2 separate regions of the Mus musculus genome follow, and region 2 is linked to region 1. Evidence: chromatin contacts called from ENCODE Hi-C or POLR2A ChIA-PET data. All regions are on one chromosome and are shown on one strand. Each heading gives the region's core, a stretch centred on a gene start or an enhancer-like site at or near the end of the contact. The rest is flanking DNA. Distances are from core to core; before and after follow the strand shown. Region 1 holds the start of Mpp6 (membrane protein, palmitoylated 6 (MAGUK p55 subfamily member 6)). Region 2 holds the start of Gsdme (gasdermin E).

Evidence for each region. A loop is a pair of places that touch in the nucleus more often than their neighbours do. ChIA-PET counts read pairs that join two places held with the same protein, here RNA polymerase II (POLR2A).
Region 2: a loop to region 1 is called in a map of left cerebral cortex, with 2.3 times the contacts of the local background. The contact joins the promoter of Gsdme here to the promoter of Mpp6 in region 1. A Hi-C loop is called at or near these places in 1 of 37 maps with a recorded cell type or tissue (left cerebral cortex). POLR2A ChIA-PET finds 5 or more read pairs at or near these places in 2 of 5 experiments (Patski and embryonic stem cell).

Annotation. Positions count from the first base shown.
Region 1 is chr6:50,106,837-50,114,050 of GRCm38, reverse strand. It overlaps Mpp6 (membrane protein, palmitoylated 6 (MAGUK p55 subfamily member 6)), which reads right to left and starts at 3,810. Exons shown (of 13, transcript NM_019939.2): 1 at 3,587-3,810. It overlaps Gm38805 (a long non-coding RNA gene), which reads left to right and starts at 3,894. Exons shown (of 3, transcript XR_869061.1): 1 at 3,894-4,111; 2 at 4,974-5,045; 3 at 5,387-6,396.
Region 2 is chr6:50,257,597-50,264,810 of GRCm38, reverse strand. Gsdme (gasdermin E) reads left to right here and starts at 3,042. Exons shown (of 10, transcript NM_018769.4): 1 at 3,042-3,077.

The sequences.
Region 1 (7,214 bases), core at 2,561-5,060:
ACACTGAAAAACAAACAAACAAACAAACCAACAAGCGGGGCTGAGCATTCAAAGCGCTCACTTCTCTTCCAGGACTGAGGTGCAGTTCTCAGCACCCATATGCGGGACCTCACAACCACCTGTAAGCATGCTTTCATTGGCTCCAATGGCTTCTCCTAACCGCCATGGGCAACACGTGTATGTGGCACACAGGCATACACTCAGGCACACCCACACACATACAAAATACATCTTTTTTTTTTTTTTTTAAAGGAAAGGAAAGATGAATTTCAGGACAAAAGTAAAATTGTCTTAAAGTTTCTTTTAAAGAAAAAAAGAAGCAATTTAGAAGATAGGAACTACTCCAAATTGTTCATCATTATGTGGATGAATGTACCATGCAGAAAATTTGAGAAAGGTCTTTGAGTTATTCTATCATAATTAAGGGAGGCCATAAGTTACCTTCTCTCTGACTTGCTAAAATGCATTTTACTTTGTTTAAGTGAGCTCACATTCTGAAATGGCCAGAACAAGGTTAAATATTGTCAGAAAAGAAAATGTATAAATCTGACTTTATTATACTACAGAAGAATAATCAAACGGTCAAAGAGTATAGGTTTTTAACAGAAGACCACCTTTTCTCTGCACAAACATGAACACAGATTTAACTAAAAGAGGTGCTTTGCTATCTCTTCCTCTAAAAGTTTTTAAAAGGAGCCTAATCTGCTCTAAAAAGGTTTGGAGTTAGTATATTTCATACAAGAGTGATGATCTCCCCAGACCCTTCAACACAACTACCATCTGTGTACATCAAGCCTGCACTGCTCCTAAGATTAATGCCAGTAAAATCAGCTCTCTGGAAGCACTCATGAATCCAAGATTTCATGGTTAGTTAGCCCATGGAACTAGCAGTAGCCCAAAAAGTACACTGTTACTAAGTCTATGAGGAGAGGTATTTGGTGAGTGGAGTGGAGTGTGAGTTAGAGGAGAAGGCATCACACACACTGAGCTCCAGACTCGGTTCTCAATGCAGCCTCCTTAGCAGCCGCTCCAGCAGTTTGGCAAAGCGCCCAGGACGATTAGCAGCCAGAGCACGCAGAGCAGGGATCTGTTGAGATGAACTGCAAAGGCTCCCCCAAGTGGTCACAAATAAATGACAGCCACGTCTGGGCTAATCACTGCCCTGGCTTTGACTCCAACCAAAAATACTCTAGGTAAAGCTGGTGCCTATAATTAGACAAAAATGTAATCAAATACTAGTACCCCACACGAGAGTAGCGAGAGCATCATGATTTCAGATCCCATGTTTATGAACACAGCACTATTTTGGAAGGAAAAAAACTAACAGTAAAACAAAACTACAATAATTTTTCTCGATAGATTTTTCTGGGGATGACAGTTATCTCAAATAGATGAGTACTTTTCAAATCTGCTTGACCATCCCTAAATATCAGCATATCCTTTGTAACTACATTTACTTGAAGATCAGTTCTGATACAAATTTAGTTACATATCAAAAGAAATACATGGAAAATGAGAATTTATCAGCTTTACTACATACCCAACTTACAATTTACAAAAGTTCCCTTCTCACTAGTAATCCGCATTGACTGTACATGACATAAACAATACAATCAGGTCTTCCTACCTTTCTCTGTATTAATTTTATTAGTGTTTTAACTGTCTGACTAGCTTGAGCTCTGTATTGTTTGCAACTCACTCTCTCAGAAATGATTTGCGGATGTCACCCACTTCTGATAAAGCTCAGATGTCCAAAATGTGCAAAGCATTTAATTAAAACATCTGTTGTCTTCTGATAATCTTCCATTATTCAGAGGTAAAGCTCATATAGGTATGGTATATAGTCAAACAAGCAACACAATTTTAAAACATTATAAAACAGGTACCCAGGGTCTTGTGACTGTCTTTTTTGTTTTCAATCTCAAATTTAAAGGGAAAGGAGAGAAGCAGCCTGGGTAGCCTTCTGACACAATTTCAGCTTCAGGGGGAAAAAAAAAATGAGCTTAGGAAAAAAAGCAAATTGCTCCCTCAAATATTTTTTTTAAAAAAATTATAAAATCCAACAGTTTTCCTGAAGAGGAGAAAAAAGGATTGTCTTGTACAGAGCTATCAAACTTAACTCTAACAGCTTGATATTTTTACCTCAAAACTTTGTGTGTGTGTGTGTTTCAATATTCCAAGGTGGAAATGAGATTCACTGCAATAATTACAAGACACACACACACACACACACACACACACACACACCATAAGCCCGCGCTCCTACATAGCCTGTAGTCTCCATAGGACAAAATAGAGCAACTCAAAGTGTAACCATTTTTGCATTATGTAACCCTAATTTGGAATAAAAGAAACATGAGCCTTATAGAGCAATGTATGTATTTAAACAATAATTTAATAATTTAAATATATGAAAGCTTTAAGAAACAAATGACCTCAAAATGAAACAACCCCCAAAGTTATTTGTTTACAGAGCAATAAGGCCTCTAACCACAAAACTACAATCAGGCCTAGTAGTTTATCATAACTACACAGCCAAAGGCTGGTGCATTGTTTGACCAGTGTACCAAAATTTACCCTTAACCAAGGCTGAGATAGTTTTAGTACACATGAGACGTATGTAAGTTTCCAAAAAAGAAATAATGACCTGAAACACCACATGGGAAGAAATGGCTGCTAACTCATATTCCAAGTGAAGACCAATTTAACGCACCCCGAATGCTGTCAGCTATATGACAAGGAACCCCATTCAGGAGGGCTAAAGTAAAATTCCAAGAATTCCCAGAGGCGTAGGAAAAGAGTAAAAGCATGGCTAGCCTGACCTTAACCGGCTGCTTTTTGAGTAATGCGGAGAATTTTCTGAGCCTTGCCTACAGCCTTGAGTCTCTTCCTCACCCTTCTCCCCACCTACACAAATACTCACCCCAGAAAAGGGGAGCTTAATGAATGTTTTCTCGAGCTGCGATCCCAGGAACTGGTACCTTGAGAATAAACTCCCAATAAAGTGTTAAAAAAAAAAAAAAAGAGTCCCCCCAGCAAGAAAAATAACCAAAGACACCCCAACCAATCCACAAGCTGTCACCGCGCTGTCCGATCTTGCATCTACTCCCCTCCGGCCTGCCGTCCGGCCAAAATAGAAGTGGGGGAAGAGAAGGCAGGCACCTTTCTGCTTTCAGGCAAATGTGTCCAGCTCGGAGAGCACGCGCTGAGCGGCGACCGCCCCCGCAGAGGCGTGTGCTCGCCCACCGCCACTTTAGCCAAACAACTGGAACCTCGTGGCTCGGAAGTGGCAGCAGGAGTTGCAGCAAGCCTCCTCCCCGGGATCTCTGAGCCCCCAAAGGTGTCAGTCCCAGCGCCAGCCCGCTCGCTCGCCCGCCCGGGTCCACGCCGAGGCGCCCGCGCCGCAGAGGGAGGCGGCCGGCCCCGCCCGGAAGGGGCGGCCCGCGGGGGACGCGTGGGGCGAGGGGCGCGCGAGGGACACGCCACGGCTCCCGCGCCCAGGTGGCAGGGGCGGGGCCCGCGTGGCGCCGCCGGGCTTGGGGCTCCGGGGCCGGCCGTTACCGCACCGCGTGGGGCCGCCACTCACCGGCTCGCACCTCGGCCGCCTCCGCGCCGCCGCTCCACTCATCAGTCGCGGGCGCCGCGCAGCCCCATCTACCGACTCAGGGGCTCGCGGTCGGGCGGGCGACTTCCGCCGTCCCCGCCGGCCTCGCCCTTCGCCCGGCTCCGGGCGCTGCCGCTGCCCGCCGGCCCGCGCGGCCAGCCTCTCTCAGCCGCTCCGCTCCCGCCGTCGCCGCCGGGGCGCGCTCCTCCCGGCCTCGCGCGTGCGCCGGACGCGGCGAGCGCGCGGACTCGTGCGCGCGGAGATTCCCCCCCTCCCCCGCCAACCCCCGCCCAGCCCGGCCCCGCCCCTCGGTTGTGGCCTGGCCGCCAGGTGCTACCACCAGAGGGCCCTGCGGGCGGGTCCCTTAGGGTCGCCCTGGCCCAGCGCGCGTCCTCCACGTTCTGTGGGAGAGGAGCGGGAACCGGCCGAGAGCGGCTTATAGCACAAAGGAGACGCGAGAGTCCTGGAGCCCGCGCCCGCCACTCTTCTTACAGCCCTGACTCGGAGGTGGACTTGAAGGGGGACTGAATTTTCTCCCAAAGGCCCAACCCGAGGCTATGGTTCACACCCGACAAATGAAAGGACACTAGCTTCTTTCATAGTGCCAGGGCTCGGGCGGGATCGTGGAGCGGGCTTAGCCAGACCCTCCCAAACATCTGGCTTTCCCAGACCTGGGAGGAGGAGGACGGAGTACCGTGCCTCCAGCCGCGACCCTGCGCGGAGTGGGATGATTGCTGATGGGTGCCCTCTCAGAAAGTGTCCTTTTGACAGGCGTGTAGCTTTAATTTTTTTTTTTTTTTTAAGCTAAAAGGAATTGAGCATTGCAATGTAGCAAACGCTTCTGGCTAGAACTACAGTAGCAGTGCGAGAGCTTCCAGTCCTTTCTGAGATCTCTCTGCAAGCCCTCAGACCTGTGCTGTGGGCTCTCGCAGATGCTGTCATAGTCTCCCTAAAATTGAAGCAAGTAGTGTTCTTTCAGTGGAGCAACACGTCTCCTCAGTAGCTGTAGAAAGTGCAAGTGGAACTTCTCCTGTGACCATCTATCTGGTGGCTTCCACTGCGTAGCCTCTCCTAGCTTCTGAGCACCTTGCACAGCCCCTGCACAGACTGACGACAAGATTCAGAGATGGGCTTCTGAGATGTAATGCACTGCCTACTTTGTGGATGTAGCTGGCACGGAAGGGAAAAGGGGCGGGGGTGGGGGACGACTCTGATTCTGTGTCTTAAGAGGGCCCCAGTGAGTTTTGTCTTTAGCGTCAACCAAGCATCAAAGATTAATTTGCTCTGCCATGAGGATCATTAATTTTGCAAACCAACATGTAGGGGGACTTTGTAGAGCGTTAATTTAGAACCCTTTTTCCTGGAACAGCAAACCTGAGAAAAGGAAATTGGAAGCAATTAAGAAAAGTGGAATGTGCCGAGGAGCACGGAGTAACTTTGGGTAGGTATTGTGGTCCCCTATAGCCAAGTTCACCTTGTGAAATGAGACCGAGTGGGCTCGGTGCCCAAAGGTGAGAAGTAAGACATAGGCAGAGAGTATCATGGTTTGACCTCTCACGGTGGTGTGGACTCTTCGGGGTTTTCTTACTTTTCTGGATACTCAGTGGCTCCTTCCTACAGCACTCTACCCCAGACCTGTAAACCTTTAGAAGGTTGCCCTTTCAATTCCCACTTCACCACAGACTTTTCTAGCCAGTATTGTAGCTGCTCTGTAGAGGGGCAGGAAGTGACTGCCATTTCTGGATATGCTGCTCCCTATATTGTACCTTTATTCTCTCAAAGGTCCAGTGGAAACAGTGTACTAGCCTGTCACACTCTACTCCGTCCCTACAAACAGGAGGAAATTGGCTGAAGGAGGTTTGAGGAGGAAGTAGAGAATCTCTGTCAAATCACAGCAAGCAGACCTCTAGGACCAGCCCTTGCCAACACTCTTGTCCCCGTGCATCTGAACGTTATAGAGGCTGATCACTGTCCCGAACTCATCCTGAAGATCAGAAAAATGATTTTGCTTCAATGGCTGTCTTCAGTCACTTCTTCTCTAGGAGTTTTTGCCAGTGAAGTTTTCTGTCAGTGTCTGTTTTATCAAACACTCCTGTACCGGTTATACCATGAAGCAGTACTTCTTATTATAAATAATAGCCCACCTTGAGACATTCTGCCCTTCTTCTAAACTGTAAAAGTGGGACATGCCAGAGTCCATTGGAAATGATCTGACTTGAACATGGAAACCCCTGCCCTTGCTTGCCAGCTCATCTTTCTGAGAGAATGTCATTCCTGAAACACCACCTATCCATTCCCGCACCTGTTACAAAGCTTCATTCCAGGGAAGGAGACAGTTAGGGTTGAAAATGACATTGCATCTTTCTCTTCAGTGTTGTTGATGGCCTGACTTTCCTCTTCCTTCTCTTCAGTGTTGTTGATGGCCTGACTTTCCTCTTCCTTCAAGGTTAATCTCAACTCTAAAGTCTAAATGGATCGTAATTTCACTATATCCTAGCTGTAACTCAACCAAAAAAAAATCAGAATTAAAAAAAATCCCAACATTTATCAGTTAGCTTTTATTTTCCTCCCTCAAATATAAATATGCTGAGATTGGAAAGACAGCTCAGTGATTAAGAGCAATTCTTGCTGCTATTTCATGGGACCTGAGTTGGATTCCCAGCACCCACATGGCAGCTCACAATCGTCTGTAACTCCAGTTCCAGGTGAGTTGACACACTTTTCTGGTCTCTGAGAGCACCCAGAATGCATGTGATGCTCCTACATAAAATGTAGATAAAATACCCATAAAGTACACAAAAATAAAATAAGAATATTTAAGTGTATTAGTAAAACTTTATATGATGGTGTGTCTCCTTTGACCAAATGTGCTCTTACAGAAACAGAGGAATTTTTCTAATAGCAAGAGCCCCCAAATGTTAAAAAAATAAAATAAAAATAAAAATCACATCCTATGTGCTCATTTTCCAAGTGATCCATCATAAGAGCTACTGTGTTCTTAGAGGATAGCTTTGTGAAAAATTGCAACTGACAAGCATCGCCCAGCCTGAGCAAGGCTCCCTCCAGAATAGTTTCCTTTCAGTCTTTTATCTCTGTACACAAGGCTATGCTGGTCTCCCCAGTTTCCGCCATCTTGCTAACCTTTCTAATTCTGGCCTGTTCTATACCTGCTTACAGTTTGCCCTACACTCAGAGAAACTTATGCCATTTTTGGCTATCAGAATCACCCTAAGAACTTAACAACAAAGAGAAGACCAAACACAAAATACCACTCATGCCTGGGTACCTCCCTAGATGCACTGACCTAGGGTACAACCTGGGTAACAGTGCGTTTCTGGGCTCTCCAGGTAGTTACATGGTACATCAGAGGTAGGAACTGTGGAGATGACTCATCTTCCAGGAAGCACTTACGTGGTCTCTTCACAACACTGGGGTAGCTCCAAATTATCGCAAGTAATCAAATTAAAATACCTAATCCTGTGCTCTAAGACTCTTTGCCAACTGACTAGAATAGTCTCCTTTCAAAACAGCTTAAAATTATCTCCTTTCTAAAGCTTCTCCAGATTAATCTCACCTGGCTGCCCCGAGATCTCCTGGTCCCCAAATCTCT
Region 2 (7,214 bases), core at 1,793-4,292, 150 kb before region 1:
TGTGATGAATCTTCTGAGAAGCAAATACTTGTCAACAATAGAAGCATCCCAACTTATCTGTAGTGAGGGTGTTCCCACGCCCCCCTTCCTAATGGAACATACCAATGATGCTCTAAGGTTAGAATCCTATATTTTGTTTTGATTTTTGTACCTGAAATCTTCAAATATTCTACTTAACAATTCAAGAAACACATATGTAATTTAAAAATTAAAATATGGGGCTGGGGAGATGGCTCTGTGATTAAGAGTGTAGCCTACTCTTGCAGAGGGCCAGAGTTCCAGTCCCAGGACCCACATTCTTCTGTATGGTATGCTCTTTGCCCCAGCTAAACTCTTTGCCATTACTTCCCAGGTTGTGTCTCACACCCCTTGGACCCAAAATTGGCTCTGAGGGTTAGATGGGTTTATCTTTCATGTAATACACTCAGAAGCACATCAGGAGATGACAGGACCTGAAGAGTGTCACCTACACATCAGCTGCTGCTGTCTCCCTCTGGCAGTTGGTGAATAGCCACTGCACAGGGTAGAAAGAGTGAAAAGATCTGAAGGAGCCCTTGCTTCAGAAACTCATGGAGTCTCAGTTTCCAGTGATGACCTAGTTAGCCAACTGGAGCCCTCTGGGTGGGGTCTGCTTGAATGATCTGCAATGAAGATGACTCTGCTCAAAAGGTTAATGCCTCAGGTTCCAGGGCAATAAACTCTGATAACAGTTAACTTGACACTTCCTACTTGACTAGGAGGCTAGAACAGAATTCCTGAGTCTGGGTAAGTTATAAAGAACAGATTTTATTTCTTTCAGCTTTGGAGGCTGAGGAGTTCGTGGTCAAGGTGTGTTAGATAACCCTCTTGCTCAGTCATCCCCAGACTGAAGGGAGAAGGGAAGGAACAGCTGGGAAGGAGGGTTGCCAAGCTCCTTTGGTCGGAACCAGTTTCTACGACGACCAACCCACTTCCTTGTCAACAATGTCTCAGAGGGCAGAGCCTTTGTGTAATAGCCCTCTTATCAGTGCCCCTCTCAGCACTGTGATGGACTTGGACTCTGGGGAACAAACCATAGCATCAGCCAAGAAACCGACAAAATAGATCGTAAAACTCTTGACCAGGCTAAAACACTGGTTTTTCTTTTCTGCTGGCCTGGGTCCTGGGGGTATCCAGGCAGCTGGTTGGGTAGGTTTATCCAGAGATGGTTTTCAGCAGAACAGTGCTCCTTTATTGGGGGTAACAAGGGCTGTAGGAACGTTGGGGAGTGGGTAGGGGCTTTCGAGATGGGTGCATATCATTGGCTGGGACTGAGGTACTAGGAATGCCTCATTTGCATGAAGAGGAATTCCAGGAGCTTGCTGGTCATGTCTTTATAGGGAGAGAGGAAGTTAAACCTGTAATTTGACCACCAGGCTACCTCAAGGGTAGTGGAGGTGGGGGTTGTAAGCCCGACGTGTAGCACTGGAACATACAGGCCCTGGGCAAGGAGAAAACAGGAAACTCCTGCTGATCTCAGGATGAGATTCTACAGATTTGGATGCATCTTGACCTCACTCACTCACACGGGCAAAGCAGGGGACCAGACGAACAGCTCTAGCAATTTCTATTTACTCCCTCATCCAATACCCACCTCCTATGCCTTCCTTGTGCACATCAGTTACAAGTGAGGAGCTAGCTGAACAGAACTGGGGCCTTCAGTATAAGCATTGCCTGGACCAGCTTTGAGGATGACCTTAAGCTAACCGGCCAGGTCAAAAGGCGATGGACACCAAAAATCTTCATCCCCTTACATGGCTTAAGTTGCTAGAAAAGAAAGCTTGAACCGGGATAACTTATGAAGTCCACCCCACAATCTCCATCTGCCCCGTCTGAGGAACAAACGCGACAGTTCATTTCTCTAAAAGATTTTTTTTTTATTATATACATGTGTGTGTCAGGGGATAACTGAAGGGTACCCTGTATGAATCAGTTCTTCCACTGTGTGGGCTCTGGGACCCAATCAGATGGTCAGACTTGGCGCCAGGCACCTTTGCATGCTATGCTGGCCATCTCATTTAATCCAAGCATAATTTACTGAGTATCTACTATGCAGTAAGTTTCAAGTTTGGAGCCGGACACTGTCAATAAAGCAGACAAAAGTTACTGTCCTCTGAGACATGAAGATTTAGGGAAGACGTTTGTATTCTACATATAGTAGAGTGGTGGCTGTTGGAGCACAGGAGAATCATAGAGTATGGAAGGAGCTACAGAGGGTAGTAGTGTGGATAGTTAGGAGAGGTTTGACGTGAGGGGACCAAAAGAGACTCCACCCTTTTAGCAGCCTCCCAGGCTCCTCCCCACTGGGGCAGCCACAAAGTGCGGCTACTCTCTGAGTGTGTAAATCCGGGGCTTGGAGGTGGGGGTGCAGAAGGAGAATTCTCTTTTTCTATTTATTGCACGGGAAAGAACATCCTATAAAAATTGACTCAGAGGGTGCAACGTTCTGCTTCAATCCTCTCCCTCAGTTTACCAAGCGCCTGTAGGCTTGATTCTGCCTTCAGAGAGCTTACCTCTCTGATTAAGCTACTCAACACCAAGCTCCAAGCCCCAAACAAGTGCAAGGGTTGCCAAGGCCAAGGTGGGAGTTTCCTGGACACTGCAAAGCCACGCTGACAGCTCACACCCTCTTAGTGCCTGGACAGGCTCTGGAGAACCAGGGGCATAGAGAAGGGGAGGTGGGTGGGATGAGGGAACTGTAGCCAGTAGGCCACAGTCTCGTCCCCATCTTCCTCCTGTGGAGCAGATGGAGAGCCAGAGACTGACCCGGACGGTTGGCAGTTCCGGAAGGAAGACAGGCAGTGTCTGGTTAGAAGTAGTCTCTGGTGCTGCCTGGATCTCCTAGACCAGCTAGCGCCTTTAACTCTGCTGCCAGGTCCCCCAGCTCCCGGGTTCAGCCCCGCCCCCGGCGCCATCCCTTAGCTTGTGGACCGGCTGAGGCATCCAGGGGCAGGACGGAGCAAAGGTCCAGGCCCTCCCTCCTCTTCTCTGTGGGTGTCCGGGAACGCGCGCGTGCGCGTGAAAGAACGGAGCGTGCAGGACGGAGAGGCGGCGCGCGGGTAAGTGGCGGCGGGCGCGAGCTGCGGGTTCCGCTTGGGCTCCTCTTCCCTCCGCCCGCATTGTGTCCTGGCCTGGGGCAAATTGTCGGCTCCCCTTTGCCCCGGAAGATCCCCTTACATCTCCCAGAGGCGGGCGATTGGGGTAGTGATCTCCTTTTTTCTCCCCACCTTCCAGTAGGAGCAGCTGCTCCTTCTTACCCATAGTCTCATTCTCGCCCTGTCTCCATTCCATCCTTGCCCCTTCCACCATGATCACCACCACTCCTGTGGTCCTGGGATGTGGCAAGTGCAGCTGGTGTTCTCTGGCACCCCATCTCACCATGCCTTCACCATATCCCATGCATCCATCCTTTGTCTTCTAATCTCTCTCCTGTGTCGGTGTCAGAAGGATCCAGTGTGTGCATGAGTGCATGTGCAGGAAGATCACAGGCTGGCATGGGTCCTGCCTGACCTGGGGTAACTGACTGAACCTCTTCACTGTGAGGCCTTTTGCCTGGAGTGGCCGTTTGGGGAGGGGTTCTTCCCACTTGCACCCCTCAGGGAAAGACACCAGGCAGCTTCCAGGCTTTGCTGAAGCCTGAACAAAACAGCCAGCCACTCACTGGGAGTCTGAATGGGACTTGGAGAGAGGAGTCAGGGAGGATGCTCCAGGACAGCTGGGCCCAGGTGACAGTCAACCCGTAGGCAGAGTTGGGAGTGGAAGGAAAAGATCTGAGCTGTTGGAGGAACAGAATCTAGATATGCAATAACAATGAATTCTCTTCAACATGCATCACCTAGGAGTGCTTCTTGTAAGAAAGGCTGGACCCCTGATCAGAGAGAGCAGCAACCTAGACTGCCTGCCCACATCCCTGGACTCCAGGATGGCCTGCCTCCTGAGGAAGCTGTATATTGGCCACAGGGTGTTCTTGTTCTTTTTGAACTCTGGAGTCCTTGGAGAGGTCTCCTCTTTATACATAGGAATCTTCTCGTTTCTTTTTGAGATCCAGTCCTGGGAGCCTGGTCTGCCCTTGAACACTCTGATCCTGGGGCTTCTCCCATGGCCAAGTGGTAGGATTACAGGAAAGCTCTGCCAATCCCCATAACTGTGTTTACCTTTGAAAATTAATTAAAACATTTTTTTAAAGATATTATCTGTCTGTGAGGGCCAGCCTGGTCTTGGATTTGTAATTCTCCTGCCTCAACCTCTCTAGCCCTGAGTACCCAGATTACAAGCTGTGCCACCATATCTGTCTCCCTCTGATCGTAACCTCTGTCCCACTCTCCTCTGCTCCTCCTCAAAGCCTTGGCTGCCTGCTTCGGTCTGCCCTGCCAGGCTCAGGCCTATCCTCTGACCACCCTTTGTTCCTTTCACACACTATTGGTGGAAAGATACATTTTCCAAGGCAATGGCTTTGTCTCTACCATAACTGAAATTGGCCTGTCCTGACACACTGTCATTACCAAATGAATCAAATGCATCTAAATTAAAAAAGAAAACATTAACTAGGGGTCAGCAGAGCAGGGTGGTCCGAAGCACCTGCTCTGGAGTCAAGGTGGTCTTTTTGGCTCAGTATGAATTCTGTTGGTGGACATTCAAGGTCCCCAAGTCAAAGCTACTGGGATCTGGACCTGCTGGGTTTTCTTGCTCCTTGCAGCAAGAGGGATGTAGTTTGTCTGTGATTTCAGAGGGAGTTCTTTGCTCTAGACTAGAGGCTGACTTTAAGTGGGGAAAAATTCTGATTGCAACTCTTCACAATTCATTGCTACTCGGAAAGCCTGGCAGAGTTAGGCTGTGGCTGGGGTTGGCCAAGCAGCAGTCAGTCACTAGATAAACTGGGAGGATGGTGGTATTGGCCCCTTCATGGCTTGGAGAGCATTAGTGCTTGATTTCTGGTTGATCACGGTGACAGAGTGGTCTTGTTTTTTGCCGTGGTTTGTGACCACAGGGCCCTTACTTCATGTGGATGTCCTGTGTCCCTGTTCATGTTCAGTAGGGGAATTCGAGTTCAGCTCGAAGCAACACCAGGCTGGCCTCTGATGTGTCTGTTTCTCAAGGTCTTGGGAAAATTACTTAATGTGTTTCAACTTCAGTTTTCACATCTGCAGTATGATGAAAATGTTTGCTTCAGGGAGTTGTTCTGGAGAATAAATGAGGAAATACATAAAGCATCCTGCCCATCACCTGGCAGAGAGCAGGAACCCAGCATGTGTTGGCCCTGCTCTTTATGTGGTGTGTTTGGCGTTTGATGGGCGCTCCCCTAGAATCCGGGGCTGGCTGTGGCAAGGCCAGAGCTCTGAAGAAGAAGTCTATCCTACCTCTGGGAAGCAGAGACAGGAGGTTATGGAGTTCGGGGCAGGCCTCAAACTGTCAATAAAAAAAGAAAAATGAAGAGGAGGAGAAGGAGGAGGAATCTTAAGTAGGAAGGGAGAAAGAATAGGCTGCCTCAAAACTCAGAGTCCAACGTGTCAGTGAGCGGACCAGACCCACCCAAGTGCGAGTGATGGCGGTCTCTCATTCAGTCATCACCCTAGCCTTTCCCTTTAAGATTCCCTGTTCTCAGAAGCCAGCAGCCCCAGGCATTCTCTGCTAACTCTGGGTGCTGCCTTGCTTTCTTCCTTTTCAAGGAGTCTGCCCCTGTCTGTCCTTAACCACATCCACACAGTCTGCTTATGGTGGAGTCTGCTTTGTCTGGGAAGCCAGACAACCAGGCAGGTGAATAAAAGCTTGCTCTGGGCGAGCATGCGGGAGCTGCCCCGACCACGAAGCTCAGCGACTTTTTATATGCCTAGCCCTGAGTCTACTGTCATGTGCTTCCAAGATGGAGAGTTATGGAAGTCTGAGTTTAAAATCTGACTTCTGGCTGGTTGAGATCTATCTGTGTTTCTGTGCACTGGGCAATGTGGGTACTAGATCCTTGTATCTAGATCCTTCTAGAACAGTGGTTCTCCACCTTCCTAATACTGTGACCCGTTAATATAGTTCCTCATGTTGTGGTGAACTCCAACTATAAAATTATTTAATTGCTACCTCATAATTGTAATTTTGCTACCATTATGGATTATAATGTAAATATCTGATATGCAGGATATCTGATATACAGCCCTCAAAGGGGTCAGGACCCACAGGTTGCGAACTCCTGTTCTAGTGTCTTTGCTCGTGTTCTGGGCATGCTAGGTCGTTGTTGACTGGTCAGTAACCTGAGGTGATTGAGATGATGGTGGTAATGTGGTGCCTCCTAATGGCACAAGGTAAACTTGATTGTGTTAAATTTCTAGCCTGTATTTTGGCTGATCCCTCTGTTTATAGCAAAAGTTTCCAGGCTAGGTATGATGACACATATCTGTAATTTCAACATTTGTGAGGCCAAGACAGGAGGATGGTGAATTTGATGCCAGTCGGAACACATGGACCCCCCTGCCTCAAAACCATTAAGAATAAAAACAAAACTTCCTTGGCTAGGTGTGGTGGCTCATGCCGATAATGTCAGCCCTGGAGAAGCAGAGGTGAGCAAAGAGTATTGCTGTGAGTTTGAGGCATGCTCCAAGCTGCCTTGGTTTCAGTGTGAGACCCTGTTTCACAAAACAAGCAGGCTGAAGAGATGGCTCAGTGACTAAAAGTGCCCAGTGCTCTTCCAGAAGGGGTTTTCTTCCCAGGCCCACATCAGGTGACGCACAGCTGCCTGAGGCTCCGGCTCCAGGGGAGTTGAAGGCCTATGTAACCTCCAAGGACTCCTGTTCTCACATGGCACACACACACACACACACCACAAATACACATCATTAAAAAATAAAATAATATTAAAAAAACAAAAATTCATATACAAAACATCAGGGGATAGAAAGATAACTTACAGATAAAAGCATTGGCTGTTTTCTGAAGGCCTTGGGTTCAATTCCCAGTACCCACATAGCTGTTAACAGCCTTCTGTAACTACAGTTCTAGGGGACTCACTGCCCTCTCCTGACCTTCCTGGGTACACAAGGTACACAGTCAGACATGTAGGCAAGACACCCATATGGATAAACTAACAACAACGACAGCAACAAGAACAACAACAAAACAGCAGCAGCAGCAGCAGCAACAACAACAACAAAACAGTAGAAAAGCCAAGAACTTTTTTTAAGAGAGAGAAATGTCCCCTGAACTCCCGAAGG